2 separate regions of the Homo sapiens genome follow, and region 2 is linked to region 1. Evidence: read pairs that join two places in POLR2A ChIA-PET (ENCODE). Cell type or tissue: GM12878. All regions are shown on one strand. Each heading gives the region's core, and the rest is flanking DNA. Links, peaks and the distances in the headings are about the cores only. Region 1 overlaps STARD13 (StAR related lipid transfer domain containing 13). Region 2 has its middle 48 kb from the start of LINC02344.

Region 1 (15,450 bases), core at 2,593-10,592:
TTCAGGGCACACTCATATCCCATGTGAGGCACCCTGTAAGCGTACTGGTTGAAAACTCAGTTCTATAGACAGATTTAGGCAGGGTTAATTATTGAAGAATATAGCTATTTGGTGTGAATTGAGTTATCTCTATAGACAAAGGAAGAGAGTTGTGTGTGTGTGTGTGTGTGTGTGTGTGTGTTTTCAATAGACCTCTTAAGCGTCAGCCCAATAAAACTTGTTTGTATCGCAAGTGGGCTTATTGTCAGAGTTAAATATTTACGCTATCTCATTCTCTCAGATCTGATGAAGGAACAAACTTTATAAATATTCTCTTTCCTCTCCGTCAGCGAGCCAATTCCACTTCGGTCTGCCCAGCATTCGACACAGTGCTGCTGCTGACGCAGTAAGTGCTAATGTATGCTTGCCTAACGGATCAGCAAGCCATGGTAGAACCAACACCCTGCTCATCCGTCCTTACATTAGTATGTAGTTAGATCCTTTTCCTGTTCCTCCCAGGAGGTAATCCAAAACATTGCCACTGAATTTCCATCCCCAGTCCTAATCCCTGGCTGCTAATTCTTAGCTGACTTCCCCTCTTCCTTGATGAGGTCACCAAGGCCATCTTACAAAAGCTGTTTCAGGCCGGGCGCGGTGGCTCACGCCTGCAATCCCAGCACTTTAGGAGGCCGAGATGGGCGGATCATGAGGTCAGGAGATCAAGACCACACTGGCTAACATGGTAAAACCCCGCCTCTACTAAAAACACAAAAAATTAGCCGGGCATGGTGGCACACACCTGTAGTCCTAGCTACTTAGGAGGGAGGCAGGAGAATTGCTTGAACCCAGGAGGCGGAGGTTGCAGTGAGCCGAGATCACGCCACTGCACTCCGGCCTGGGCCACAGAGTGAGACTCCGTCTCAAAAAAACAAAACAAAAGAAAAGCTGTTTCAACACCAAATATGTCAACCTAAGCCATCCAGGAAAAAAATCTAAATTGTCTTTGACTTATTCTTTATTAACCAAGCCCACAGTCACTAAGGGATGCTTTGTTTCTCTCCTTTTCCCTCTTCTGCCCACACTGCCCAACTCACTAGTCAACTTGTGAGCATCCCAGGCTCACCCAGCATCAGAGCCTTGGCCCTATCTGTCTCCTCTGCTTGACCCAGGCTTACCCCAGATGTTTAGAGACCCTGCCTAAAGCCTCCTTCCTTCAGGTCTTCCCTCAAGTTCTTTCTCCAAGAGGCCTTCCTTAATTACCTTGAATATATATTGCAAAATGTACAGAAATTAACCCTTCTCCCTCACCTCCATACCCCCTTTCCCTGTTTTATTCCTTCTCTTTATCAGTTATCACTAAAATAAACATAGTTCATTTATTTATGCTATTCACTCTCTGTCTTCTCCACAAGAGCATGAGCCCCACGAGTCAGGAAACTTTGTTTTCCTATTTTGCTCATTCCTGTGCCTCTATAGTCTAAAATTGGGCCTAGCACACAGTAGATATCTAATGAATATATACTTAAATGGACAGGTGGGTTATTGCAATGGACCTATAAATGGTGCTACTGCATCTTCTCTAATGCACTTTCTACCAAAATATTCATCCTAAATTACAAGTTGAAAATCGCCACCTTCCTCATAATTTGTCAGTAACTACATATGATTTATTAAATAGCATCTAAAACCCTTAAAAAGTTCTAGCCCCCATCTCCTTTTCCAATCGCCTTTCCCAATGCAGTGATCTCTCCATACATCCTAAGGTATAGTCACGCTGAGGTTCACTCATCTATTTTTGAACACATTACACACTTAAAGTCTTTGTGTTTTTAAACATACATCCTTTGATCTTGAGCATCTGTTTCCTACTTTACCTTCTACTGAAATCTGTTGATGTTTCCAGGCCACATTTCATATCATGCATAAAGCTTTTCCATTCTTTGAATTGGATTTAAATATGTGCCCCATAGCACATTGCCTTAAGCCCCTGATTACAACAAAAATCATTCTTTCTTGAATTGTGTCCATATCTGTCCCCAAGACGTGACTGTAATATTCTTGAAAAGACATTATATGTCTCCTTTTCATAGTTCCTTTCACACAGTAGATGCTCAATAAATGTTTGTTGGCATTAAGTATACAATGTCACTAGCTGTGCATTTTGGAGGAGGAGAACTGTAGTGAGATAAGCATTTAGGTCCTTTGTAGAAGTAATACACCAACACCAAATAAGTGAATGTCAGCAAAACCGAAAAGAAACAGAAAGCTATAGTTTAAGCCAACATGAAGCAGAAGACTTTACAAGAAACTCTAAAGATAAAAATAACTTCTGCTCTGCTAGAATGCCTGCCACAGAGAGGTCACTTATTTTGGAGTTTGATCCTCAGCTAAAAATAAACAGCTTTTATTGAAACTGAGTTCCCAATATTGTTGTTTAACTATTTTGTGGTTTCATTCAGGTACTTGCAAGGCCCAAAGAACACTAATCAGGATGCCTCAGTGTTACATAAGGGTTCTTTTCATGGAGTAATTTATGGTTAGTTTGAGAAATTGTATCTCATCTGCTTGCTGGGTTTCTCCTCCTTAGGCATGTCTCGTAATGTATATATATGGCCAGTCATTGGCCGGGCCCAGTACCAATGGTCCAGGATGCAGTATAATAAGCACATGTGGGAAGAACAGCGGTTCTCAGGACACTGTTCTAAATCATTGTTTTCCTTTGGGGAGTAGAGAACCAATAATTCCAAGTAGCTTTTATGGCATAATCTTTGCTGAGGCAGTAGAGCATGTTTGAAATCTGGGCCCATGAGCAACAAATTCAGATAGGATCCTCTTGCCCTTTGCTGAGTGCAGAATAAACAGGTCTTTGGGGAGGCCCCACAGAGGCTGAAGGTAACCAAACACGCTGCCTTCTAGCCCTGTGGTCTGCTGACACAGCTCATGCCCTTCCCTGCCATCCCCTAAGGGTTCCTGGGGCTGGAAGATAGTGAAGCTTTCTTCAGCTAGCCGCTTGCTCTGTCATTCACATCTAGCTCCCCTAACCAGCCTGGCTCAGCTCAAGCTCAGGTAAATGACCTATTCGTCCCTGTGCCACCCACCATCTGTATGTGGAAGCCCTTGGCAAGGCAGGAGCTACCGTGCCAGCCCCTTGAAGTCTGCTTCAGTCTTCCAAAGCGTCACCAACAACGAGACCACTTCAAGGTACTCTCCGGTCATTAACACTTAAGTTCCCTGTAGTGAATTTCTCAGGACTCCACTTTCCCCTGCTCCTTCCACACCTAACCTGCTGCCACCGACATTGCATGTGTGCTTGGCTGTTGCCCTACTGGGGGACTTACCCATATATGTATTATTGTGTTTCTATTCACTTTGGAAGTTGGCACTCCTTCACCTTTTAAACAGTGAACTCTCTGAAGCAGAGGACTTGCACCCACTTACTCTGTTGTTGCACATGGAACACAACTGAACAGGACCATTTAGAAACATGCTTAAAGGGCCGGGCATGGTGGCTCACGCCTGTAATCCCAGCACTTTGGGAGGCCAAGGTGGGCAGATCACGAGGTCAGGAGATTGAGACCATCCTGGCTAACACGGTGAAACCCGTCTCTACTAAAAAAAAAAATACAAAAAATTAGCCGGGCATGGTGGCAGGCGCCTGTGGTCCCAGCTACTCGGGAGGCTGAGGCGGGAGAATGGCGTGAACCCAGGAGGCGGAGCTTGCAGTGAGCCGAGATTGTGCCACTGCACTCCAGCCTGGGTGACAGAGTGAGATTCTATCTCAAAAATAAAAAATAAAAATAAACAAATAAATAAACAAATAAAAATAAAAATAAAAAAATAAAAAATAAAAAATAGAAATATGCTTAAAGAAGCAATGTGCTTCTCTGCACTTTTGGGATGAGATGGAAATGTTCCTGCCCACTAGCAATCCTTAGCTCTGGCCCCTGTACCGAGAGCTTCAGCGGGTGGCATTATTAGTGGGGATGCACTTTAAGTATTATTCCAAGAATTGGAAACAGAAACCCTCCCACACTGAGCACAGATGTGGTGATGGATGATGTATCTCAGTGGCATGGCCCCATCAAATCCCGTGTTCAACTGACTACATGAACCTATTTTTGTCAGTGATTATTTCCGGTATTCCTGTGGTTTATCCCAATGTAACATGCAGAATCTACTATGATAACATGGCTTTACCTCTGCCAGTTATTCCATGTAAAAAGAGATTAAATGAGAGATTGCCAAAAAACTTCCACAATTTACATAGTTTTCTTCATAGTATTTGAACAAGTAGACTCAAATTTTCTTTTTACCTGTTTTAAACCTCAGCTCAAGAGCAAAGTTAAACCAGTTTGAATCTCCAGCTCTCCATGCAGTCAATTTTTAAATGAAAATGGTTGAGGCAGGCCTTCTAGGCCCCTTCTGATACTCAGATTATTGTTCTGTCAAAGAATTTTCAAATTCTGGCCTCAAAGGTTACCTTATTTTCAACATTTTCTAAATTTAAACAGAAGGGAGAGTAGTAAAATTGGAAGCATGGTAAGAAGTTGCTCAACTTGATTGTTCCAAGTATATCCTTGATTCTGTGTAAAGAACCTAAAAATGGAGGCCTTATGGTCAACATAATTAGTACATAATCTGTCAGGCAACCTTTGGATTCTTAAGAATTTTTATTTGATTATAAAAGTAATACTGGTCACTTATTTGCCATTTTTCATATTATTTATAAATAATATCATGCTGAACATCTTTGTTCAGAAAGCTTTGTCTACATTTTTATGAAACCATTTCGTTAGGATAGTTTCCTAGGAGAATTACTGGATCAGAGGATCTTGATAAATGCTGCCAAACTGCCTTTCAAAAAGATGGTCAGATTTTCTTTTTAAAACACAGCTAGTCACAGATATGCCAAGGCTCTCTCAGAATAGAGACAGATGGATGATAGTTTTAATGTTTAGTTACCTAACTATGATTAGTAGGATTCAGATAGGACTAGTAGGTTAATAGTTAATCTGCTGGTGATTAGATGTAGGGTTTTGCATTGTTGCAATCTCAGGTTCCCAGCTGACAACAGTCTATATGCTGTTATGCCATAAGGGACAATTTATTCCAGACACAAAAATGGGTACCAGGGTTCTGTCCCAGAAGGTGTGTAATGACAGGACCCCACAAAGAAGTGGTATGGAAAGACTGACTTTCTCATTCACTTGACAAACATTACTTGAACACCAACCAGACATAAGAAACTACAGCGAGCACCAGGGAGTCAAAGCAGCATGGTACCTGGCCTGTCTTTGCGGAGCCTAGGGAGGAAGGAAGATGTGTAAATAAAGAATGAAGTAGAATAAGATAAAACCTTGATTAGAAGTTTGGAACCATGAATGAAGAAGGCTCTAGCTCTGTGAAAGAATGGTGGTGGAGAAGGTTTCAAAGGCAAGTGATGCTTAAGGTAGCTTTGGAGGAGGAGGAGGATGTTGGCAAGTGGTAGAGAAAACATTTAGCAGAGCACAGGGACAGAACTGGGCAGAGCGTGGAGGTGTGAAAACATGGAGTGTAATAGTGAAGTCATCTGGTGGGTGGGGCAGGAGGGACACGGGTGGCAAAATTCGCTCACTTCCTCTTTCTGAGAGGGACCTCTGGGGGCTCCAAAGAAACCTTTGAGATCAAAAAAGAGCTAAGAGAAGCCTTTGAATGACGGGCAGAATTTATTAAGAAAGGGAAGAAAGGAATATTCCAGCAGCAAAGAAGTTGTCGAAGTTCAATTAGTGACTTTAAATGGCCTGAAAGTTTTCAAAGCATTTTCATGCACATTATGTCATATGGGCCTCCCAACCACCTCGTGCTACAGTAAGGCACACATTCTGATTCCCACAATGCAGCGGAAGAGCACAGTTGAATGGCGTGGCTCCCAAGGCTGCCATATTTCGAGATTCTAGGGGCCACCACACACCTGTGTTCACAGAACAGGGTGCGTGGTGATTCTCTGTACTGGCAGGTCTGGCTTCTGATGTCCTTTGCAGTACACTAAGCTGTGATCATGTTCATCATGTAAAATGAAAAGGATTTAAAATGAAAACACAGTAATCACTCCTATCTTTTCATATCTTATATGCTGCTATGCTATCAGTTTTACTGGATTATTTTGAAAGATGAAGTGGATGTGTGTGGGTATATGCATATATGAAGATTAGCATATATTTATTTGTATGGTATATCTATGTATCTATAAAATGTGAGAAAATATTAGGTACCTTAATCTGCACTATTATCCATTTTTTTTTACATTAGGAAGTTTAAAAATTACATATATTCAACCATACTAAATCAAAGCAGCATCACACCAATTTTAGCCCTATTTTTTAAAGTTCAACCTGTTTGAGGAAATGACTAGTCTTACACAATGCTGAGAATCTTGATGAGAAAATCAAATAGTTATTCTACAAAGAGAAAAAAAATAGATGCAAATACCTTCAAGAGCAGCCTCCTATAAACAAAAGTATTACTACATAAGATTATAGAATTTTGTTTTTAATTTTGTTTTAACTTTAAAGGCTAAAGTTTTTAGCTTTTTCAGTGTAATGCAGAAGTTCTGTCTAAGAGAGTGGAGGCAATTTCATTAATGGCATACGTACCAAAAGCTAATAGCACAAGATGCATTATAAATGTCTTACTGACATTTGAAATATCTCTGGGAGACAAAAATGGCTATAATTATTCATTATATTTGTAAGCAGTGAATTAGATTCATCAAAAGGTTAATCATCTTCCTCAAGGTCACAAAATTAGGCAGCATAAAGGTAGTATCTGAAATCCAAGGCTTCTGACTGTTACCTCGGTCCTTGAAATCAATTAAAATCGTCTCCATAAGGTCTGACGTGGGTACTGTCAGAAGCTGGCAAAATTCTTTTACACATTAGAAAAACAGGTGCGGATGCTACCTTGTCACATGTCAGCATGTGTCAGCACATGTGAGTTTAGCTCATGCAGAACATACTGGTTGGCATAGATGATTCCTTCACATGCAGATATGAATCTACACAACAACAGTATGTTCCAGTATTTCACAAAGAGTATCAGACGCACATCTCTCAATGACTACATAGGTTGCACAGAGTGTACAAAGAACTCTGTCTACTGATATTTCCTTCCTCTCATTTTTCACATTTAGACTGTAGGAAACAGGCTAAGCTAATGAAAAGACAGTACGACAAAATCTTCAACTTTCAGTTTCTGATTTCCCCAATAAGAAAAGACATAAATGTGTCATTTCTTATGAGACGCGTGGAAAGAACCCCGTAGAAACCATATGGTTGTCAGTAACGGCATAATCTCATTCAAAGGTGCTAAGAACACTAATGAGACCAGGATGTCAGGAAAAGCAGAAATAGATCAATATTTCTCTCCCATTTATAGTTGTCCTCACCATCAGTCTCTGCACCAGCTCTATGTAAATGAAATCAATCAGCAAGGATTTCTGCAAAACGCATAAAACAGTTCTCCTCTCAGCTCTACCGGAAGATAAATGATTCCAGACGTTGGCCTGTGGCCATTTTCCCACACATGCTCCAGAGCTCTGACATCCATATTGGGCCATAACACTGAGTGGTTTCTACTTTGGCGAGTTTACAGCCAGCGCTTCCACTTCTGGTTTGGACTAGACAGCCTGCTAATGCAGATGCAAAATAAGTCCCTTTCCGCCTGTGTAAATTGTAAAAGAATTGACTTTTTCCAATAAAGGACCTCCTGTGAGCCCCCTGAAAACTTTCTGCTATCGCTCATAGAATCTTATCATTCTCAATCACTGCTTTAGATCCCCTTGGAATTAGACGAATCCTGGCCTAATAAAACATGCGACATATGACATCGAACGCAAACCACTTAGATGTAACATACAATTACCAACAGCCCAAGTCCAACTTTGAAAACGAAGCCGTTGAAAAATGTATTAAACATAAATAGCAGGATTGTTTCATATGGTAGCTTATGTTCTGAAAGAGGGTAACAGACTTTCTGAGAAAGATAAACTACAGAAGATCCAGAAGCAGCTTCCTTTAAAAATGATGTCAACACCAATAACATTATTTGGAAGGCTCGTAGGAAGTCCAGGTCATATTCATAGCTATTTAAGTAACGTAGCCCATGGAATTAAGCATGCTAATACAAAGCATTTACTGCCAACCTCGTCAATCTGAAAGGTGGGTCGCTTTCTTAATAAACTGCCTTTGAGGAAAGATACAAATAATTTTGCCCATTGTTATAAATAGAGAGAGAAGGAAGGAAGGAAGGAAGGCCTTATCTATATCTGTAGTCTGAGATAAAACAATTCTCTCTGAGATTAAATAAAAGTAAAATAAATCTAACTGTAACTTGCAAATGTTTCTAGAGTGAGTAGCCAAAATGACAGTCACTGCTTTTTAATTTTAAATCAAGTTCTTGTTAAGAGAATGTTGTAAATATCAAGTCCACTACAAAGAAAACTTTTTATATCAATGACAAAACTCACAATCTACATAGGAAGTAACTGTTGTCTTTCCCACCACCACGACCTCTTTTTCTATGGAACACAAACTTACTTTGTTTAAAATTGTCCTTAGGCTGTGCTGTACCTTTCAAACAAAACCCCTCTCTTCTTCAATTCATTTTCAGCTTTCTTGAAAACTGCTCCTCAGAAACTGACAGATGGTGCATCTGTCACCGAGTGTTTTCTCTTCGTTATCTCTGCCAGCTAATATTTCCTCTGTGCTTGGCTGTTGTCTGTGAGACTGGTCCACATCATTCTAGCCTGATCAATGGTGTGCCTGGTTTGAGGTTGGTTTTGGCCCCGCCTCCAGCTCTAAGAGAAAAAAACGAAAACTCACAGCTGGATTTCCTATAAATCCTCTTTTTAAAACTGGCTCTGCCGCTCTGGCACATACCAGAGGAAACGCTGCCAGTCTATCACAAACCAAGGGGGGTGCTCCTTCTCCTAGGCACCCCCACCGCTAGTGTCAGGTGCCTTCCTTATATAACACATCCCATTTTAAGTTAGCCTAAAACTTCACAGGAAGGGAAGAAGTGTTTTAAACCAAGCTTAGGTTTTTCCATGCCTAATAAGACTCGAAAGAAGATGCCCATGACTGAAACACACACACACACACACACACACACACACCCATAAATAATTTTTAATCTGTTAATACTGTGCAAACCAATTCCAAGGAGAAAACAGAAAAGGAGAAAATGCCAAAATAGGATATAACAAAATCAGTGCACATTTAATTGTGTATCCTTAAAAAACTCAGGTCATCCTTCACATTCTGATGACATTACACCCTCAGTTGGCAACAGGATTTGCTTGTATTTACACTGCCAATGAACTTGGTGAATCAGGAGAATGCATGGGATGCATTTCAGGTTCCAGATGAGAGGCAGTTGCTTCTCTGGGTTAACCACTACCAAGTGGGGTTGAACAGGTGACTGTGGAACAATCAGTCTGCTCTGTAAGTGAGCATGACAAACAATGCATTGTAGACTTTCGTATACTGCATGCTCGATGGTAATCTCACCTTATCAGTGAGTGGAGGCCACACGTTTACCATGAATAGAAAAAGTGAGTGTTCCTAAACTAAGGCTATATGTTGGAATACTGTACTAGGATTCACAGTCACAGGATCTGGATTCGAGTCTCAGTTTTATTTCTCGGCAGTGTCCTCGAACATGAAAGGCACAGAGTATGCTCTGGAGACCTCACAGATGACAGCAGATCAAATGAAGATGATAAAGAACTTTGTTGTTATTATGCAACATTCGTATTGTTATTTTCAACAACAGAGAGAATATTAAATAAATATACATGTTTAATCTGGCAGAGGATGATACCAAACTACCACTGCCTGTGATAAGGAGAGCTAAAGATGAAAGGATTCCGGGAGTAAGGTGCAGAGTATACAGTGCATGCTGAGGATAACAGCCACTCAGATTTTAAATGTTTGAACTCCACAGTGAGGGAGAATACGAAGTAAGCATAGGGCAGAGTGGGGCTGAATAGCAAAAGTTTGATACCTTAGTTCTCCTTCCACTCTCACTCAATAGAACCCTAGAACTGGCATCTGCCATTAGTCAGTGAGCTCCTTAAAGGCAAGAAAAACACAACTGGAGTCTGTCAAATAAGAGAATGAATGAGACTTTGAACTAGATAAGAGGTACTCACTCTAAGAGAGGGAGTATAGAGTATTGTGAGAAGCCTGAGTTTGAAGTTGTAAAATCAGATACTTCAAGGTTGAGAGTGCCTGTGTGTCTCAACCTTGTAGGGATTTGTAGAGAGAGAGGCTTTCTGAGTAACTGAAAAGTAACACGAGAGATTTTGTTCAGGGTCCCCTGATTTCGTCCAGCTTTCTACACTCACCCCTCAACTCCACCCCTTTCCCACTTCCTCCATGAGAACGTCATTCTGTGACAATGAACTTGAGTCAAGAACCAGGATGTCTGTAAACATCCCTTTAATGAAAGCACATGGATTGTTGGGTCAATTCTTCCCATATGGTGTTGCAAGTCTTTGCTTGCTGTAGCTGGCCAGAAGTCAGCTTTTTAATCCAGCAGGCCCTGCTCGATGCAGGCTGTGTGACAGGCATCTGTGACCCTGCCCCGCCCACAAAAGGCAGATTATAGGGGCTGCTCCTGCTCCTACCCTGCCTGGCACCTCACTGCCAATGAGCTTCTGTGCTCTTGACTAAATATATTGGGAAATTCCCTACTTCCATAATAGTTTCATGTGTGTGATCTCTTCTCCCCAAGCTAAAGGATTATGCCAATTTTGGGTAAGAGAATTTGTCAACTGCGAAGATCTTATCTAATAAATCCTTTTAAAAAACCTCCTAAAATGTGCAAGACATTCCGTGCTAGCCACTTCAGAGGATGTGTGCTGCCAGCTCTCTCTGGCACAGGTGGTCTGCAAGGGTACATGAAATGAAATTATCACCTAAAGCAGGATATGAGGACAGTGGGAGGTGGAAGGAGTCTAGGTTGGGGAGTGGGAGTGGGAGAATCTAGAAAACATGGCGGGGTTGTAGCATGAGGGTACACAGGCAGAGATGAGGGAGGACCCAGGAGAGAGAAGGACACTTCCAAGTAGGGAGTGAGCTCTAAGGCACCCAAAGAAACAGGAGGCAAGGCAAGCTTGGGGACTCAGGAACCTTCTGGTGCTGCTGAAGCACAGGGAACACGTGGGGGAAATCAAGCAAATGAGTCATCAAAGGTGGGGCGGAACCATATATGGGATGGCCTTGGATGCTGGGAGAGGGTATGGGGAGTTCATACCAGCTCAGGTAGCAATTATGAACCCTTGGGGGTTTTAGAGCACAGGTGTAACACAGTCTGAGCGGTGAGAGCTAGAAACCATGTTAAGGATGGATTCTAAAGGGAAGCGTAGGCAGATGGCTCCACTCAGGAGGCTATGGCAATTATTTCAGCAAGAGGTCATGAAGGCTGAACTAGGAGGACAGGGTTGAAAACAGGAAGAGTGCTAGAGGCAACCAGAAAGACATGTGAGTCCAGGGAGATATGTCTTAGGAAATTCCATCTGGAGGAATTTTTCCTGGAGGTATTTGCAGACAGGTGTACACACATATTCAAGTTTTAATTTCAGCATCTTTCATTGCAAAAGATTGCAAATTACCTCAGTGCTCACCAATAGAGAACTTACAAATAAATTATGGTACAGCCACATAGTGAAATACTTTTGCAGCCGTTTAAAATACACACACAGCTACAAGACTACTGTTGTCACATGTTGGTGATAAGCACCAGATTGCTAGTGGTCAGGAAGTATGCCTAGAAGAGAAGTTTTAGACAGAGATTCAATTTATGGCAAAGGAAGGAAAATATTGGGGAGTGGAATGTGCATGGGTGGGGACCTCAGGACTTGTGTGTTACCCCCATATTGGCACCTGCGTTCCCCAGGACCAGGACAACCTAGAGCTGTGCAGTGTACAACCTACGCAAATGTATATGGTGTCTCTGCCTACAACCACTGACTCAAAGGTGCCAGAAATCTGCCTCATCCAGCCTTGATCAATTTCATAATCAAAAGCCCAGAACCTGTGTGCCTGAGCCAATCAGCATTGGAAAGGAACAAACAGCAACACTACCCATATTGGGGACCTAAAAATGCCTTTAAGAATTATACCAGATGGCAAAGCAAAAAGCATGATGTCTGAATCTTCTCTCTCTCTCTCTCTTTTTTTTTTCCAAATTCCAGGGCCTAAGAAGCCAATTAACCATTCCAAGCAATATCTAGGTGTAAGTGCAGTGAAAGTTCATAAACTGAACACAGCAACAACAATTAGGACAGATCTGCTGGTCGTCAGTCCTGCCATCCTTAAGTGAGGGACCGATATTTCAATCATCATTCCCTTTCTTTTCAATGACAGGACATCTTGAATGACCATATACAAGAAGCGGAGTCCAAGACAAGCTGTAGTGGCTCACGTGCACTCCCAACACTTTGGGAGACCGAGGTGGGAGGATCACTTGAGCCCAGGAGTTCAAGACCAACCTAGGCAACACAGAGACACCCTGTCTCCACACAAAAAAAATAAAAATTAGCCAGGCATGGCAGCATGCACCTGGAATTTTAGCTATTGGGGAGGCTGAGGTGGGAGGATCACTTGAGCCTAGGAGGTGGAGGCTGCAGTGAGCTGTGATCATGCCACTGCACTCCAGTCCAGTGATAGACCAAGATCCTGTCTTGAAAAACAAACAAACAAACAAAAAAACAGAGTCCAGTTCCAGCTTCATGCACAGAGTGGGTGTGCAGCTTCAACAGCAGACGCTGGGGTCGACAACAGCCGCAGTGTTCTTTGAAGGGGCAAGGTAGGAAGGATCCTAGAGGCAATAAATATGGCTCCTTGGGGACTTTGTTTTCTTTCTTGCAAAGAGCCAGGTCTATTAAACATCAGCTCTGCAGAGGGGAGAGCACACTGAGGAAGCAGAACTTACTGCACATCAAGGGAGGAGCCCTTACAAAGTAGCAGGTTGCAGACAATTTGCAAATTCCGGCAAGAGTAAATGAAGAACACAGTATTTCACAGCCAGTGAGGGCAGTATGACTTCATGGATAAGAGTGTGCTCCCTTTACAGTGCAATAAAAAAACTGCACTTAATGCCCAAATGCCTGAATTGTAATCTTGGCTCTGACGGTACAAGCTGTGTGAATTTGAACAAGTTACTTGCAGTCTCTCATTGTTGACTAGATAATAATGGTACACATCTTAGGGTTGTTGCACAGATTTAGTGCGTTAATGTACATAAAATGCTTGCCACAGAGCTTAGCATAAGCATTCAATACATGCTATCATTCCATAGTTAGAATGGAATAAAACACAGGTGATTTAAAATATAGGTGATTACGACTACACTTAAAAGATTGACTTTGATTAACCACAAATCAAGAAATTAAGAATTCTCTGTAAGAACTGCTAATTGTATTAATGCCTGCAATTTGAAATACTTGAGCAAATAGGGTGCGATATTGTGTGTTATTTAACACTTAGGTTAAGCGATCCTGCAGATGCTGCTAGCATCTAATCAACCATTCAAAATCTGGTAGACCAACAGTTTAGCTGGCATTCTAAAGAGGGCACCTCCACATCAGAATCGGCCATTTCAAGCCCTGTTGTTACCATTTCTCCATTTCTTTTGGTCATATATTTTGGTTTAGATCTTGGATACCAAGAAATTCACCAATTTCTTGACATAAAGGAATGAGAAAACAAAAACTCACTGGAAATGTACCATACGTTATTTGCATTATGCTATGAATATCATTATAAATATGAAAATATAGTTATTGTATAGGACAGGATCATTCCTTTTTAGTAAATTATTTTTATCTTCACAAAGTGAAATCAAAGAATATCTAACACACTCTAGTAGCTAATAAAAAATCTTTAATATATTATTTTAAAAATATTTTAAAATAAAAATATTACATAAAACATGAAAGATATTAAAATAAAAATATTATTTAAAATATCTTTTAAAAATATTTTAATGATACCAAATAATGCTCATTGAAAATATTTAAATAATGCAGAAGCATAGCCTAAAAAAGTAAAAGCCTGTTTTTATTCCTAACTTCTAATTTCACTTGTCTCCTTGGAAGTAGTCACTATTAACAGTTTGGTGTGTATCCTTCCAAACTTATTATGCATATATAACACACTTGTTATATATGTGGGTTTTGATATCTGTGATATCAGACACCAAGGGGGATTGGTTCCAGGATCCCCACAGATATCAAAATCCACAGATTCTCAAGTCCCTGATTCAAAGTGGGATAGTATTTGCATTTAACCTACATACATCCTCCTGTATACCTTAAATCATCACTAAATTACTTATAATACCTAGTACAATGTAAATGCTATGTACACAGTTGTTCTACTGTGTATTGTTGAGGGAATAATGACAAGGGAAAGAAGTCTGTACATGTTCAATATAGACACAATTTTTAAAATAACATATTTTTCAATTCCCGGTTGAATCTACAGATTTGGAATCCATGGACAGAGAGAGCTGACTCTGTGTGTGTGTGTGTGTGTGTATGTGTGTGTGTGTGTGTGTGTATGACACATATTCATACACATATCTTATGTATGTAAAATATACACATATGTCTATACATACTTGTACATATATACCCATGTTATACACCCATAAGAATTGCTTTTCACTGAAACAGAATCATAATATATGTATTATTCTCAGACTTACTCTGTTCATTGGACAATATGTCTTGGAGATTTTCAAATAAACAAATAAGAAAGCTAATAACAAATTAGCTCAGTGGAACCCCAGTGACTGTTTTAGTCAAAAGTGTGGTTTCAGGGGACCAGACCAAGGAACCAGCACCACTCAGAAGCATGCCTTTTGGGGTGGCTCACCTGTCCCCCTGAAGCTGACAGATTTGTCCCTCTGTACCTCTCCAATAGCTTTACATCCCGAGCAGTGTGGTAGAAAAGATGGGTGAGTGAACCCGCACAAACTCATAAATGAAAACATTTATTAAGTAGAATTTAAGTGTCTTACTTCGTGACCAACTGTTCCTTTAGCATATGTGCAGATATCCAGAGCATGCCTGCCTTGTTTTCTACTCCCATTTTAAGCAGAAAATAAAGCCACTTTCTACTGTTGAATTATTCTTATTTACAGCAATAGAAATGTCAACCTTTCAGATTTGGACACTGAGTTGCTTGGGCACACTGGCACCCAGAGCCTACATGAGCAGCAACATGTATTAATCCTCAGGGGTCCTGCAGGCAGGTGTGGGCAGGTGCAGATGTGCATGAGGAGGACTCTGGGACTTTCCAGTCTCTAGGGTCATGGAGCCTATTTTCAAGTCGCAACTTGAGGTTCTCAGGTTCTCAGGCTACTACATATGCCTCCAACTCAATTTCACTCGCAAGCATTCCAGGTAATGTGGAGAACCAAAGA
Region 2 (16,069 bases), core at 5,255-13,254, 180 kb after region 1:
AAAGCATGGAAGCTAAAATCTTGGGGGTGATTTTAGAGCTGTGATTTCTCCTTGTTAGGCTACAGTGTAGAGCAGTGTTTGTCAAACTTTAGTCTTTATACAGATCACTGGGGAATCTTGCTAAATTGTAGACTCTGATTCTATAGATTCTAATATACAATCCAAAATTCTTTATTGCTAATAGGCCCCCTATTAGAAATGGTGATGCCAATTCCACTCTTAGTACTCATGTCTTGAGAATCCATACCTACAAATTAGACTGGCCCAAGATTGAAGGTTTTAAAGGCTGCAAGTTTGTATGAATTTCAGAATTAGTGAAGAACCAGTGAAACTCTTCCGGGTAGAGAAATTATATTACTCATGCTATCCCTTAGGAAGATTGATCCAGCAGCCATGTGTAGGTGGCAATAGAATGGGCAGAGACAGACACTGGGGAGACTGGTTAGGCTCAGGGGACCAGTCAAGAGGCTGTTAATAGAAACCAATCCAGATGTGCCGAAGCCTGAAGAGGCAAGTAGGGGTGAGAATGCAAAGGGAAGACTAAGTGAGGGGACAGTGCAAAGGCAGATGTGTGTCTTGGCAGCTGACAATGCAAGGGAATAGATGAGGAGGAAAAGTAAAAAATGCTAATGATTAGGGTAAACATTCAATCAGGTTAAGTTTATGCCTGTCATCCCAGCATAATTATTTATAGTGCCCCTTTATTAGTCCATTCTCACCCTGCTAATAAAATCATACCTGAGACTGGGTAGTTTATAAAGGCAAGAGGTTCAATTGACTCACAGTTCAACAGGGCTGGGGGAGGCCTCAGGAAACTTAGAATCATGGCAGAAGGGGAAGTAAACACATCCTTCTTCACATGGCAGCAGCAAGGAGAAGTGCTGAGCAAAGAGCAGGAAAAGCCCCTTATAAAACCATCAGATTTCGTGAGAACTCACTATCATGAAAACAGCATGGAGGTAACCACTCCCATGAGTCAATTACCTCCCACTGGATCTCTCCCATGACATGTGGAGATTGTGGGAACTACAATTCAAAATGAATTCCCCAGTCTCAGGTATGTTTTTATTAGCAGGGAGGGGACACAGCCAACCATATCAGCCCCCTTTCACACCAAAAAATGCCCTGGTTTGGCTGATTAAGTAATATGACTGGTTTTGACCACATTACTTTACATACTTAATATTAAGTAATATGGTCAAAACATACTTGACCATACTTTACTGGTTTTGACCACATTACTTAATGTACTTAATATTAAGTAATATGGTCAAACCATACTTAAGTAATAGAAAAGAAATATGGTTTGACCATATTACTTAAGTATGGTTTGACCATATTACTTAAACCATATTACTTAATATGGTTTTGACCATATTACTTAATGTAAGCTTAATGTGTAAAGCTACACCCTAGCTTTAAGCACAGGTGACAAACAGGACATAAAGATGAGTTAGGCTGGTTTGTAGTGGGTAGAGATGAAGTGATAGTCATTCATTCATTCATTCAGTATTTTGCAAATGTCAATTATATGCCAGGTACTGTTCTAAAGTGCTGAGGATACCTAAGTTTAAATAAAAATGACAACAACAAAAAGCCTTGTCCTCCTGTAGTTTATGACTTAGTGGGTACTTACGCATTCTAGAAGTGGGGTGGAGGAGGAAATGGGAAGGCAGCAGGTTGAAGGTGCAAGAATTACAGCTGGGGCAGTGTCAAGCACAGAATCAAGAATGAAGGATTAGCCAGGCACCTAATAGTCCCAGCTAATCAGGAGGCTGAGGATCACTTGAGCCTGGAAGTTCATGGCTGTAGTGAGCTGTGATTGAACCTGTGAATACCCACCACACTCTATCCTGACCAACATAGCCAGACCCCATCTTTAAAAAAAAAAAAGGATTAGAATTTCAAAGGGAGGAAGCTGACAATTTAGATATAGATACGGATTTTTATGGAAGGATGAAGCTTTGGGATTGGGTGAGATATCTCCCTGACAGAGACCAAAGAAAGAAGAGACCTTGGGCAGTGCCTAGGCTTAGGGGACAGAATGAGGAGCCAGTAAGCCTGAGAAGGAGAAGTTAGGGAGGTGAAAGAAGCACCAGGACACTGCTCTATGACAGCCAAGGAAGCAGGGAGGTCAAGGGCCTTCCAAGTAACAATATCAAATGCTGCTGAGAGTTCTAGAAGACAGGCCTGGGGCCACTGTGGGGAAAAGGAGGGTTGGCTTTGGGAAGGAATGAACATGTACTTGGGGGTTGGTCAATAAGATGCTACATGGTATTCAGCACATAAGAAAAACTTACTGAGACTCTTAAGGTGTCCGATTTATTCTAAGATAGTTTTATGTATTTTATGCAATTTTTTTCTATTGTTAGTAAAAACAATCATTTTGTTGTTATTGCTCCTAGAGGCTTGGAACAAAATTAAGCAAAAGCTATAAGCATCTCCTTTTCCATCAATAATGAGTACATATTTTTCCTCACAGGATTACCCTGAGGATGGGTTATAGATAATGCCTGTGTGCTTTAAAAATCTGAAGCAGCAAACAAGAGCCACGTTCTGGTAAAAAAAACATTTAATTTTACTTTGTGTCTTCTTTTGAATGTGAAGAGACATCTGGGAAAAATACTGAAAGTAATAAGAGGTATGTGTGTGACTTTAATGATACTGAATGGAAAAAATACTGGATTTTCTCTGGAAGGTCAAAGGTCTTTTATCTATCCAGAATTGTCGGTACTACAACTGTTATTCTTATTAATTCTATTGATCTTTGCATGATGACAGAAAAATGTTATCGTAGACTCATGGGACTAAATGAAATCTTAGCAGAGCATTTAAATTATTCTCCCCCACCCCCGCTTATACTCTCATCTCCCCCAGGACACACACACACACACAACCACGCAAGCTCCACTTACAGAGGATGAGAATGCATCCTATTTTTAATGCTTTTAGGGAAGATGATATAATATTCCTGGATAATCCATATCACAATAGAAAAGCCTACACTTAGAGCAGGAAGGTGTGTGATCACCTTCTGGGTTATAATGTAGTCCTTTTTTGTTTTTCCCTTGTCCTAAACCCAGAGGTTGGGGCTGGGAGCAGTTTTTACACCCAGCAGAGGAAAACAGGAATTGATTGAATGGGTAAATCAGTAATAACCTATCTAAAAACCAAATGAACAAGGTCCTGTTATTAAAGCCATTCACAATAGCCAATACAATTCTGGTAGGAATGTTGGGTAATTTCTTAGTGGCTGGATGGCTACTTTTACAGCCCTGGGACAATGCTGGTATTAGTTACTATTTGTCCAGTGAAGCAATTGAGCCAAGTTTATTTTAAAGGGGGGTCTCCAGAGTTTCCTTGGTTATCATACTTGTAATTCATGCAGCAAGTTAGCCAGTGGTGTTCTCAGGGAAGTGGGTGGTTAAACTTAAAACTGGCAAAGCAAGCAAGCCCTGAAGCCCTGGCATTTCAGCACCCCCACTCCCTACTGAGACCAGCTGAGACTCCACTCCCAAGGCCAGGCTGAACGTCCACTGTGCCACACAGGGAGCTGTCACCCCAAACATACCAAATGCTTTCCACCCTCTGCACCTTTGCTCTCCCTGTCCTCATGCCCTTTCTCCTCTTCCCACCTGCATTAGTCTTACCTTCCAAGGCCCACCTGGAGCCCCATCTCCTCCACTACACCTTGACTTGCTGTGGTTCTCAGGAATAATTCCATTCTCTGAAAACCTGCACTTCTTATTAGAAACATAGGCCAGGCGTGGTCGGGCGCAGTGGCTCACGCCTGTAATCCCAGCACTTTGAGAGGCCGAGGCGGGCGGATCACGAGGTCAGGAGTTCGAGACCAGCCTGGCCAATATGGTGAAACCCCGTCTCTACTAAAAATACAAAAAATCAGCCGAGTGTGGTGGCGGGCGCCTGTAGTCCCAGCTACTTGGGAGGCTGAGGCAGGAGAATTGCTTGAACCCAGGAGGCAGAGGTTGCAGTGAGCTGAGATGGCACCACTGCACTCTAGCCTGGGTGACAGAGTGAGACTCTGACTCAAAAAAACAAAAAAAAAAAAAAGAAAAAAAGAAACATAGGCTGGGCGTGGTGGCTCACACTTGTAATCCTAGGACTTTGGGAGGCTGAGGCAGGCAGATAGCTTGAGCCCAGGAGTTCGAGATCAGCCTGGGCAACATGGTGGAGCCCCGTCTCTACCAAAAATACAAAAATTAGCCAGGTGTGATGGCATTTGCCTGTGGTCCCAGCTACCAGGGAGGCTGAGGTGAGAGGATCTCTTGAGCCTGGGAAGTCGAGGCTGTGGTGAGCTGAGATCACGCCACTGCACTCCAGCCTGGGCAACAGAATAATACCCTATCTCAAAATAAAAAAACAAGAAACGTGATCTGACATGTAGTGTACTTGATCTTAACTGTCACTTTTTTGTACCATCAGCTCAAATGGACTATAAAACTGGATCTGATTTTCCTTAGAGAGCTCTTATGACAATTAGACTAAGATATCCTATCATATGTTTGAAAGCACCTTGTAAAATAGTCCACATTAAAAATACACCCTATAGTATTTTTTCCTGACATTTGCAGAATTTTTCATAAAAGCCATATAACAATATTTAAAAGGTTAGAAATCAGATCTCTTTACAATGGGGGTTTTAATTGGAAGGATTATAATGCATAATGTAAATTATACTTTCATGTTTGTTCTGGTAGCTCCTTTATTGACATGACCCCATCTCTGATTTGACATTTAATAGGACTTAGAAGGGTAGGAGGTTTTCTGTTTGTATATCACAACATTTAATTGCCTGTTCTCTCACTGGGAAGGCATGAGAAAGACACTTTGTATAATTAAAATAAATAGATAATACTGATGTAGAAATGGATGTAAATATAGATAAGTTTAATCTTCACAACAGGCCCAGGAGGTGGACAATATTCACATCCTCTTTTACAGATAAGGAAACAGAGAACAAAACAGTTCAGTAACTTCCCCAAGGTCACACAGCAGGTGACCAGCTGGGATTCACACCTGGCATTCTGATCCCAGGGTTCACATGCTTGCTTAGTCACTTTACTGTGACAAGGCAGCAAAGAGCTGAGCAAGATTTGATTCCATTTAATTTGAGCATCATTTATTGGACATTTACTAAATGCCAAGATCTATGCTAAGTGCTAAGGATGAAAAATGAATATGATAAGGTCCCTGCACTCAAGGACAATGTTCTCAGACATGACTCATAAAAACACATAATTTTAATACTCTTGCGATAAAATAAATGCATGCAAGACAGAGAAGAGTTACTTATCAGACAGATGTTTTATAGTTTGACTTATTTATTTTACTTAAAATGTGGAGGCCAGGCGCGGTGGCTCATGCCTGTAATCCCAGCATTTTGGGAAGCTGAGGTGGGCGGATCACCTGAGGTGAGGAGTTCAAGACTAGCCTTACCAACGTGGTGAATTCAAGACCAATCTGGCCAACATGGTGAAACCCCGTCTCTACTAAAAATACAAAAATTAGCCAGGCATGGTGGCGGGCGCCTGTAGTCCCAGCTACTTGGGAGGCTGAGGCAGGAGAATGGCTTGAGCCCTGGAATCAGAGGTTACAGTGAGCTGAGACTGCACCACTGCACTCCAGCCTGGGCAACTGAGCGGGATTCTGTCTCAAAAAAAAAAAAAAAAAAGGTGGAGAATACCCCTACCGTCACACACACACACCCCCACCCCCCACCCCCCCCACACACAAATTCAAGTTCATCCAGTTGGTATAGACCTTTCCTCTGTGTGCTTTCTTAGGTAAGACTGCATGCAAACGAGGGAACTGTCTCTGCCCTGGCCCTGAAGCAAGAAATTAGTCAAAGGGGGAGGCAGGAGAGGATCTGGTAAACAGATGCAAGAGAATACAATGGTGTCAATGCTGTCAGAGAAGAAAGAACAAAGTTCCCAGAGAAGCTATTTGAACTAGACCTTGAAGAACAAACAGGCAATTGACAAGCCAAAGTGGGGCTCAGGCAGAGAGGTGTAGAGCAGGCTAGGCCTTTCCAACCAGAGGGTACCCGTGCCAGGTTCAGGTGGGGAAGGGGGGTGTGTTCAAGGTGAGGGAGAAGGAGAAGGTCAGTGTGTCTGGAGCATAAAGTGCAGGGGCAAGGGTGGCACAGCATGGCATGGCAGACAGAATTGGATTGAGTCCAGACAGTGAATGGTCTTACAGGCCTGGCCCAGAATTGTAGACATAATCACAAAGGCAATGAGGTAGGAACAAATTCTAGAAGCAAAAATATCACTGACTGACTTTTTTCTAATTTTAGATCACCTCTACGAGTATATAGGAATGCTATGTTCTGAGGAATGTATATTTGAGGGAACAAATGTCCTCTGAGAAAATAAATTTAGTAGATGCCAAATATTATATTACCTTATCAGAATTTTACAATTTAGACTAATATAAAAATATTAAACACTTTGACCACTTTGGCAGTAAGAAAATCTATTTGCTTACTCCAATCTTCATTAAATTTATTTAACCATTGAATTTTTTTGCTCCCTACCCCCTACAAAACGCCTATTAAACGCTTCACAGTTGACTTATGCTAATAGGCAATAAGGGTGTGACCCAGGAGAGGCTATATACATATGGGCACATACATTACATATTCAGAAAAGCATTCAGAAGAAAATGCTCATAGAATTTTAGAAATTATAATTCCTTGGCTGGGCACGGTAGCTCATGCCTGTAATCTCAGCACTTTGGGAGGCCGAGGTGGGCTGACCATTTGAGGTCAGGAGTTCGAGACCAGCCTGACCAACATGATGAAACCCCCCTCTCTACTGAAACACAAAAATTAGCCAGGCGTGGTGGCAGGCGCCTGTAATCTCAGCTACCCAGGAGCCTGAGGCAGGAGAATCGCTTGAACCCAGGAGGCGGAGGTTGCAGTGAGCTGAGATTGTGCCACTGCACTCCAGCCTGGGTGACAGAGTGAGACTCCCTCTCAAAAATAAAAAAATAAAACTAAAAATAAATTAAAACATAAAAAATTCCTTGATTATATATTAAGGATCTGCTTCTTTAATTACTTTCAAGTGTTTTCAATATTATTTCTTGGAATATGAATAATTCATTCCTCGATATGGTTTTGCATAATGATACATCAAAGTCAAAATACCATCCAATAATTTCCCACACCTGCCCCCTCTAGGGCTTGTCCTTTAAGTTTCCTACAGAGACGGAACTGACTTGTCCATGGCCACAAAGGATGGGATGGTCACATGAACTCCATAAGCTGAAGATCTTCTTGGCTCCTAGCGCAAACGCATAGACCAGGAGACCAGGCTACGCTGCCATCATAAACGAAGCATGGCATACCTTGCAGGCACTGAGTCATGCAGAATTGAATGTTCTTAGTGGAATTATCTGATGTTCTGTGTTCTGTTGGGTAACTTCAGGTCACTTGCCCTGAATTTTAATTTTAATTTCTTTCGAGCAAATTACATTTCAAGTTAAGTCAATCCAGTTATAGAAGTTGTGCCGAATCTCCCTGGCATCCAGGGCTTTTGCGGTGCTGTGCCCTGTCCCCTCCCCACAGGTAACTCCTACTCTCCACTGTCCTCAGCTGAAATGCCACTTCTCCTAGACCCTCCCCACACTGGGCAGATCGCTGATATCAACTCTCGGGATGCCATGTATCTCTTCCTACTTAGCATTGATATCATCTGTAATTGTAAGTTTATTTATGTGGTTATTTGTTTACTGTTGGTCCTTTCAGTAGGCTCTGAAATCTATGAAGGGAGGGACCCTGATTCTGCTCGATATTGCATTGTAGCATCCAGCACACAAATGTTAAGTAAACAAATAAACATGGATTCAAGAACTCTAAAAGGCCATAATTTAAGAGAGTAGAAATTGTGACTCTACATATATTGGCTATAGCCTAGGCCTCATTTGAAATTACAGAAAAATGCGATTCCATTGGTAACAAATAGGCTATCTTATGTTTGAAATTACAGAAGAACATGATTACATTGGTAACACTGATAAGAAATAAATGCTCTTCCACCGATAAGCATTATAGAAAAATGGTATTCCTATGATTTAGCTATTCTGTTGATAGCTAAATAAATATTAGCTATTACTATTATAATTAGTGAACAACGTAAACTTAACTGCCTTTAGTATCATTCCATGATATCTAGCTTCCAGGCAGTACTTTATTTATATACGCAACATAATTGGCATTTACATACTTTAAATATTTTTGGCCTAGTGGGTCTGGGCTGGTCTGGGATGGTGGGTAACATCTAGTTAGAGCTTCCATTATAAATTGAAAAATGAAATATTGGAAATCAAACTTTCAAAATTTATTTAGATTCCCTCATAAGACATTTCATGTTTCTCCCACTATTTCCCTTTCTTTGTCTCACAGACATGCCACATGGGTAGCGTATGCTTCCTTTGAGGCTGAGTTTACCACGGAATACTACACACGGAGAAGAATCTGGCAGTAAGGCTGGCCACAGTGGCTCATGTCTGTAATCCCAGCACTTTGGGAGTCCCAGGCAGGAGAATCGCTTGAGGCTAAAAGGTCGAGGCTGCAGTGAACTCCCACCTGGGCAACAATGTGAGACCCTGTGTCAAAAAAAAAGGTCTGGCAATGGCTTCTGCAGGGACCAGTGTAACTGGCACACAGTCAGTGTTTGATTTGAAATACAAAGCTGTGGCTGGGTGCAGTGGCTCACACCTGTAATCCCAGCACTTTGGGAGGCCAAGGCAGGTGGATCACCTAAGATCAGAAGTTTGAGACCAGGCTGGCCAACGTGGCAAAACCCCATCTCTACTAAAAATACAAAAAAAAAAGAAAAAAATTGGCAGGGCATGGTGGCATGCACCTGTAATCCCAGCTACTTGGGAGGCTGAGGCAGAAGAATTGCTTGAACCTGGGAGGCACAGGTTGCAGTGAGCTGAAATTGTGCCATTACACTCCAGTCTGAGAAACGGAGTGAGACTGTCTCAAAAAAAAAAAAAAAAAAAAAAAAAAAAGAAACACGAACACGAAGCTGCACATTCCCTTTCTAGTCATCTGCATGTCTCATGCACCTGGTACTTTTCTCCTTCGTGAGTTTGTTTTTCTACCAGAAGTTTTCATCCATGAGGAGGTGGAGTGTCGGGGGAGGGGAAGTGGTTTGGCCAGCTAAATGTATACAGCAGGGAGCTCGTTCAAGGGCACCAGGTTCGATTATTAATTTAGCCTGACCAACCAAGACAACAGAAGGCTAGAATTCAAACTTTGATTGCGTGGTTCTATTTAATGTGTCACCTGCAAGATAAATTATCCCTGGGAGAGCAACTTGGTTGGCTAGCCCAGCTCTACAGCAAAGATAACTAAGGCTTAAGGACAGTGTCTTGTACAATGAGGTCTGATCACAGGCTGTACTCAGATAAAAGGAACAGTGACATTGCTTTGAATCTAACAACCAATAATAACAACTAGGTAGCTTCTTCCTTTAGCTTTAACCCTGCTGTTTATTACTTGGTGGCTGTTGAACGGAAATCCTTCTCTTCAGTTTCTAAATCAATGGTTAAAGCACTGTCATGTTGCCAGCCAAGCTAAGAGTCCGGGAAGCTGACTGTTAAATCACAGAAACCACTCAGTAGGGTTTGTTAAACACTGACCAATCCATATTTTAATGCATCTTAAGAGTACTCTGTGTCCACTGGCCCGAGAAAGCAAATGCTTTTGAATCACGTCATTTAATATTAATAAGCTGCAATGAACTTTAAAATGTAGCAGTTATGTACTGTAGCACAAAAGTAAATAATCCTGGAAGTAGAGTAGTACAACAGTGAATTAGCATAAAAATAGAATATACTAATTTGAATTGTAGAATAAGGACTCAAAGTACAGAGTATTGAAACTACTCTAATGGTTTAGTTAATGACACCCACCGTGTTCTACAGAAATGTAGTCCTCAAACTCTTTGATCTCTTCATCCACTGTGGTACTCATATCCTGCCCATCTCCTTAATCCTTACTCCACCCACCTCTACCCTCAAAAAAGACTGCATGCTGAGCAAGGAGGGACTTAGTTAAATGTGCCCAGGGCTCCATGGGAAGAGCATGGGTGGTAAACTAGCAGAGAGCAGATGACCTACATATGGAACCAAAATGATGGCAGAGAATAGAAAGAGACTCCAAAGAATATACATAATCTTTTTCCTGAATCATGTCTGGGTTGATAATAGTTTCAACACACCTTGGAAATCCAGATTTTTAGTTTGGAAGAAAGGTTCGGAATATATATATATACACATGCATGTCTGGATTGATAATAGTTTCAACACACCTTGGAAATCCAGATTTTTAGTTTGGAAGAAAGGTTCGGAATATATATATATATATATATGCATGTCTGGGTTGATAATAGTTTCAACACACCTTGGAAATCCAGATTTTTGGTTTGGAAGAAAGGTTCGGAATATATATATATATATATATATATATATATATATATATATGTAGAAAACAGAAAGGGAAATTGCTCTTAGATGCATCCATAGAGTGTCAAAGTAAGAAAGTTTTCAAAATGAAAAAAAGGCAAAGTGCCTATTTGGTACAGCTGTCCTAAACTGTGAGCACAGGAAAAAAGTAAAATTGATCAGAAAAATAGGAAAGCAGAAGCCAGAGGAACTGGTAACTGAGTAAAAGAGTATTTGCCCAGAATGGTAAAAAAAAAAAAAAAAAAAAAAAATGACCAGCATTTTTACCTGTTTAAGAGCAGAGATAAAGGGGAATGAGAAGGGTAAACCAGATAACTAGATTCTAAAAGCTTAACTTGGCTGGGCGCGGTGGCTCACGCCTGTAATCTCAGCACTTTGGGAGACCGAGGAGGGCGGATCACCTGAGGTCAGGAGTTTGTGACCAGCCTTGCCAACGTGGTGAAACCCTGTCTCTACTAAAACTACAAAAATTAGCTGGGCGTGGTGGTGCATGCCTGTAGTCCCAGCTACTTGGGAGGCTGAGGCAGGAGAATCACTTGAGTCCGGGTTGCAGTGAGCCGAGATTGTGCCACTGCACTCCAGCCTGGGCAGCAGAGCAAGACTCTGTCTCAAAAAAAAAAAAACAAAAAAAAAAAAATTAAAATTAAATAAAAATAAAATTTAAAAAGCTTAAACTTAAGCCTAATGTGTGAGTCAAATTGAGTAATAAGAGTAATAATACTAAATTTGCAATTATTTCCTTGCTTGCGTTTATTCATTTGCTCATCAATTCATTATTTATTCATCAGGTATGTTGATATCAGCTGAATTCAACTGCATGCAAACACAAAGCAGCTTCACTCTCTTTTTCAACATTTTGTCTTGAAACCCTCCCTGTGAACCATTTGTTCCTCACCCTGGATGAAAACCCAAGTGCCATGGTTCTTTGATTCACATAGCTAATTAAAAGTAACCTGGTCACATTTGGTCCTAAGGACAACCTCATTTTCATAATTGAAATATCCAGTCCACTGTAATTATAAAAAGCTTCAAATTGGATCCAAGATTCAAGGTTTTCTTGCTCTTCAGTTTCCCCTTTCTCCCCTACCCTGCTCTTGTTAAATCACCCTGCCTTCCTCAGGGGCTCCAGGAAGAGAAAATGTCTTACATGCTGAGCTAGCGGGTCACATGAGCTCCATATGGTCACCCTCCAGGTATGGTAAATTCCCAAGGCTGATTCTTCTCCAGGAGGGCACATTGCTGGGGTTCTTTCTCAGCCCTGGGTGTGTGGTGGCCTCCCCCATCCAGGTCCCAACAGGCAATTCTCAAGGTGACCTCCTCTGGGGGGGTCGACGTGCAGCCTGGAACTAAGGGACGTGTGCCCACTGCCATTAGTAGGAGGGGTTTCCTCCTAGTGTCTCTTTCTGTTCTCTCATCATGGCAGGTAGACCAAGGCAGAGCCTTTTTGCCTTTATGTTTCCAGAAGTCACCATTTCCTGGGCCCTCCAAAGTCCAGAAAATATACGCCAAGTTCTCTGGTTCTCTTGTGGCACTGGAATCCTGGGGGCCCCTTATCTGACTTGGGGTGAGAGAAAGCCCAGCATATTGACTGCTCCACCAAGAACAGACCTGCCCTCCTCACTCTTCTACCTTAATTTAAACTTTTTTAAAATTTCGAGGTGGCTGATGGGCTGAGAACAGACAGGGATTTTTACAACCTTCTTTGCCAATTCTGCATAGGCCTGCTAATATCTTGGTTTGGTTGGGTTGACAGGTGGAGGGACATGTCACCTAATTTTCTTTCTTTAGAGATGGGGTTTCTGTTGCCCAGGATGAAGTGCAGTAGTGCAACTATAGCTCACTGCAGCCTTGAACTCCTGGGCTCAAGTGATACTCCCACTTCAGCCTCTCCAGTAGCTAGGACTAGAGGTATGCATCACTATGCCTAGCTAATTTATTTTTAGTTTTAGAGATTGGATTGTGCTATATTGCCCATGCTGGTCTTGAACTTCTGGCCTCATGCAATCCTCCCACTTCAGCTCCTAAGTTGCTGGGATTACAGAAGTGCGCCACTGAGACCAGCTGTGCGTAATGTTTTCATCTCAATAGTAGGGAATCTCAGGTGAAACTGACTAAAGTGGTTGTGCTTTATCATGGGGTTATAATGAACAGAAACATTCTAGTCTGTGCCCATGTTTGCTGGCCCTGTGCTAAGTGCTGGGGATTCAAAACAAAACAAAAAACCGTGGTGACTTGTCTCAAGGAGTCCACAGTCAAGGATGCACTCCCCTGTACTGCCCAGTCTGTGTTTAAGTGGTTGTTATGCTGGACCCCTATTCACTCCAATAGGGATGGCATGAGTCCAAGAGGTTGAAGAAGAGATCTGGAGAGAGTGAACGAGATATAAGGTTTATTGGGGAATTTACAGACAGGGACAGTGCAGTGGCAGCAGGCTGGACAGGAGTACCGCTACTGATGGTAAAAAGCCTGATGTTAGTATAACATTTTCACTTAGCACCTTCCACCTAGCAACCTCCATTTAACCCAGCACCAAGGGCCTCTATCCCCTGTATAGCCTGTGTTTCAAAGGATGGGACTGGGGTCCAGATGTCCTTCATGGACAAGGAGTGAAACTCCAGATTGGCCGCTCCCAGATTCTTTAGCTTGGGACTCCAAACACACACTCTCCTTAGACCACAGGGTCATTCTTGGGCTATGCCTCAGTTAAATTATTGCTTTCAGATGCATCGGCCATATGGTGGTCTTTCCTCTGTAAGCACATGAGTGTCCTGGGCTAAGAAGCTGGGAAGGGGAAAAGGACAAAAGTGAAGGGTATGAGGGGAGCTAGAGTTCAATGGTGCCTTTCTATAAGGTGGGGACTGCAACATAGAGTTTCTCTTCCCCAACCACCAGAGGCGTTAAAATTAGGAGGCGAGCAGAGCCAACAGGAGTTGAAAGCTGTGGTCCACCAAGCCCCAGACAAATCTAATGGCTTGGTGAACAGTAGGAACTGAAAACAGACATCAAGACTGAGGTTCTGAGAACTAAAGGAAAACTGAGCAAAAACGACCAGGTTTAGAGCAAGTAGCCAGAGATCAAGAGTGACTGCCTAGAAGAGGCCAGTTTGTGCTTGCCTTTATCCACCAGCAGAGGCATAATATCTTAGTGGATGGGCAAAGTTAAAGGGCCAGGGCAGTGCAGTCACGCACAGGTCTAACCGCAGGGCCACACCCTGCAGAGGCAGCTCTGTGTGGATTTGGAGGAGCTCTTTAGCTGCTGGGATTGTTGCTCAAAGCCTATAGAAGTTGGGGCCCAAGCTGAGTACATACCCACAAAGGAGGAATCTGGCTTCAGAGTTCAGCTAAGTCACATCTCTTCTAGAATGTTGTCATCCATTTGGAAGTCAGTAAGCTGCTGCCCTGCATTGCTAATTCCCCTTTGTAGACACGCCCTATCCTCTGACTTGCACAAGCCTATGGACCTGAAATTACCTACTTGGTTCTCTGTCTAGCAGCCTGGCAGCCACACCAACGTTACTCAGATTAGCAGGCTGAGATCTGTCCCAGACTCTAAGATCAAACCTAATCTCAGTAGCCTTATATGGGAGGCATTGAGCATTGTGTCAGTGTTGCTGCCGGTGCCTTGTGACTTCAGTGTCCTGAGCTCCTAGTACCTCGCTGACTCTTTACATCTTTGCCTCATCAATCCTTCAGTCCTTGAGGTTAGGGGTCCTTCTTTTTTTTTTTTTTTTTTGAGATGAAGTTTCGTTCTTGTTGCCCAGGCTGGAGTGCTATGGTGCAACCTTGGCTCACTGCAACCTCTGCCTCCCAGGTTCAAGCGATTCTCCTGCCTCAGCCTCCCAAGTAGCTGGGATTATAGGTGCCAACCACCACGTCTGGCTAATTTTTTTGTATTTTTAGTAGAGATGGGATTTCACCATGTTGGCCAGTCTGGTCTCGACCTCCTGACCTCAGGTGATCTGCCTGCCTTGGCCTCCCAAAGTGCTGGGATTACAGGCTTGAGCCACCGCACCCAGCCTCTTGAGGTTAGTGGTCCTCCTAAGACAACACCCAGTACATAAGGTATGTGAAACTGGTATGTAAGGAAGAATGAACCCACTAATTGAACAGTTTGAGGAGGGAAAGGGTCCTTTCTCCCATCATTTGAGAGAGCTATGGTGGGAGGAACTGTGGTGGAGGAAAGCAGAGAAACCTTCTGGTGGAGGAGCGAGGGAGTGAGCTGGGCCAGGCCAGGTGCAAATTGCTTCTCACTGCATCCTCTCCATCATCTACCATTTTCAGCTATTTATTTGCCTGCTATACTGTAATAATATGGGTTTACAATCTTTTTTCTATCGTAAACTACAGAGAACATTTTAAAAACACCCTTAATTAATTCACATGAGAAATTAATTATTCTTATAGTCACATTGTTCATTCACATTTAATTACTTCTAAGTGCATAAATAAAATTTAAAAGTTTACTTCCATTAAATTTATATTACATGGTCATATAATCTAATAATTATGCCAATTGCAATTAAAATGAATTTACTACATTAATTTCATCTCATTTATCTTCGTTTATTATGTTTGAGTGTAAGGTAATCTGTAATTATGCTTAGGAAGCAAGAATATCCTGTAATTTTGACCTCAGTATCTTCACAAGTCTGGAAGTAATTCAAAGGGTTTTTAAAGCTACACTGCTAGAAGTCTGACTTATTTTCTCATCTTATTTTAAAATATCAGTTGAAGAAACAGAAATGAGAATGATCCACCCTTCTTTCGTGCAAGGATAAAATAGAGATATGGAGGCCATTTTCAGCAGCAAAATTTCATACCGTCATTGGTGCCTGTGGAATCTAGATTAGAAGAAAAGATGCTAGGGTCTGGAAAAGGTAAAACACCCAGAAAATTCAATTAAAAGTATGTCTTTAGTACTTACTTTATGAGCAAAGGTATGCAAGCTATTAATAAATATAAGAAAAAAGTATTCTCATCTTTGATAATTTTATAAAAGCTAGAATTGTTGAGATTAACTTCAGTTCTGAAATCTGAACCAAAGACTGTTCTCTGGCTTTTATGTTGCTTTGCCCAAGAGTGACATGGGTCAATTGCCTTAGGATATGTTTACCATCAACCTGGTGTTTTAATAGAACTTGAGTTTTGCTACCCAGCTCCCTGGAACACCTGACTTTGTTAGAACAAGTTACTAGGAATTCCAAGAGCACCAGCTCTATCTTGTTTTGCAGCGCAAGCTTTACTCTACTTGAGAATGACAGAGGGCACTGGGAGCTCCAACCTCTTCATAAATTTGTATCATTTGTTACAAAGAAGAAATAAGAGGGCAAAAATAAATGAATGCAAATCTAACATCACTATTGGAAATATAACTCAGGACACACACTTTGTGTCAGGAATGCTATGGTCAAGTATGAAGAGAGAGTTGTTATTCCTGGTCCAGGAAGAGAGCGAGCTCCCATTCTAGCTCCTTTAGAGAATAATGCAGGCTTTATCTCTGGTGAATATCATACTAGTGGCTAGAAAACCCTATCCGTCATTAAGATGCAAGAGTTCTTTACATTTTGCAC

The links. Peaks named below come from ENCODE experiments on the same cell type or tissue, not always from the same donor. Only the 100,000 strongest peaks of a DNase experiment are listed, where the experiment ranks them.
Region 2: POLR2A ChIA-PET joins it to region 1 with 7 read pairs; 2 of 35 experiments call an interaction of 5 or more read pairs at or near these places.

The regions. Positions count from the first base shown.
Region 1 is chr13:33,197,267-33,212,716 of GRCh38, forward strand. The region is part of intron 1 of STARD13 (StAR related lipid transfer domain containing 13); the gene reads right to left. Among named protein-coding and RNA genes, the nearest start is that of STARD13-AS, 73 kb to the right of the region's middle. RefSeq lists enhancers at 2,578-2,647, 2,998-3,047 and a silencer at 5,399-5,488. In GM12878, for the core only: no CTCF peak of the experiment used is centred there; DNase peaks (open chromatin) are centred at 5,609 and 7,026; H3K4me3 peaks cover 4,606 bases; H3K27ac peaks cover 7,498 bases.
Region 2 is chr13:33,374,741-33,390,809 of GRCh38, forward strand. It overlaps a transcript of STARD13 not described here. Among named protein-coding and RNA genes, the nearest start is that of LINC02344, 48 kb to the left of the region's middle. RefSeq lists an enhancer at 13,369-13,448. In GM12878, for the core only: no CTCF peak of the experiment used is centred there; no DNase peak of the experiment used is centred there.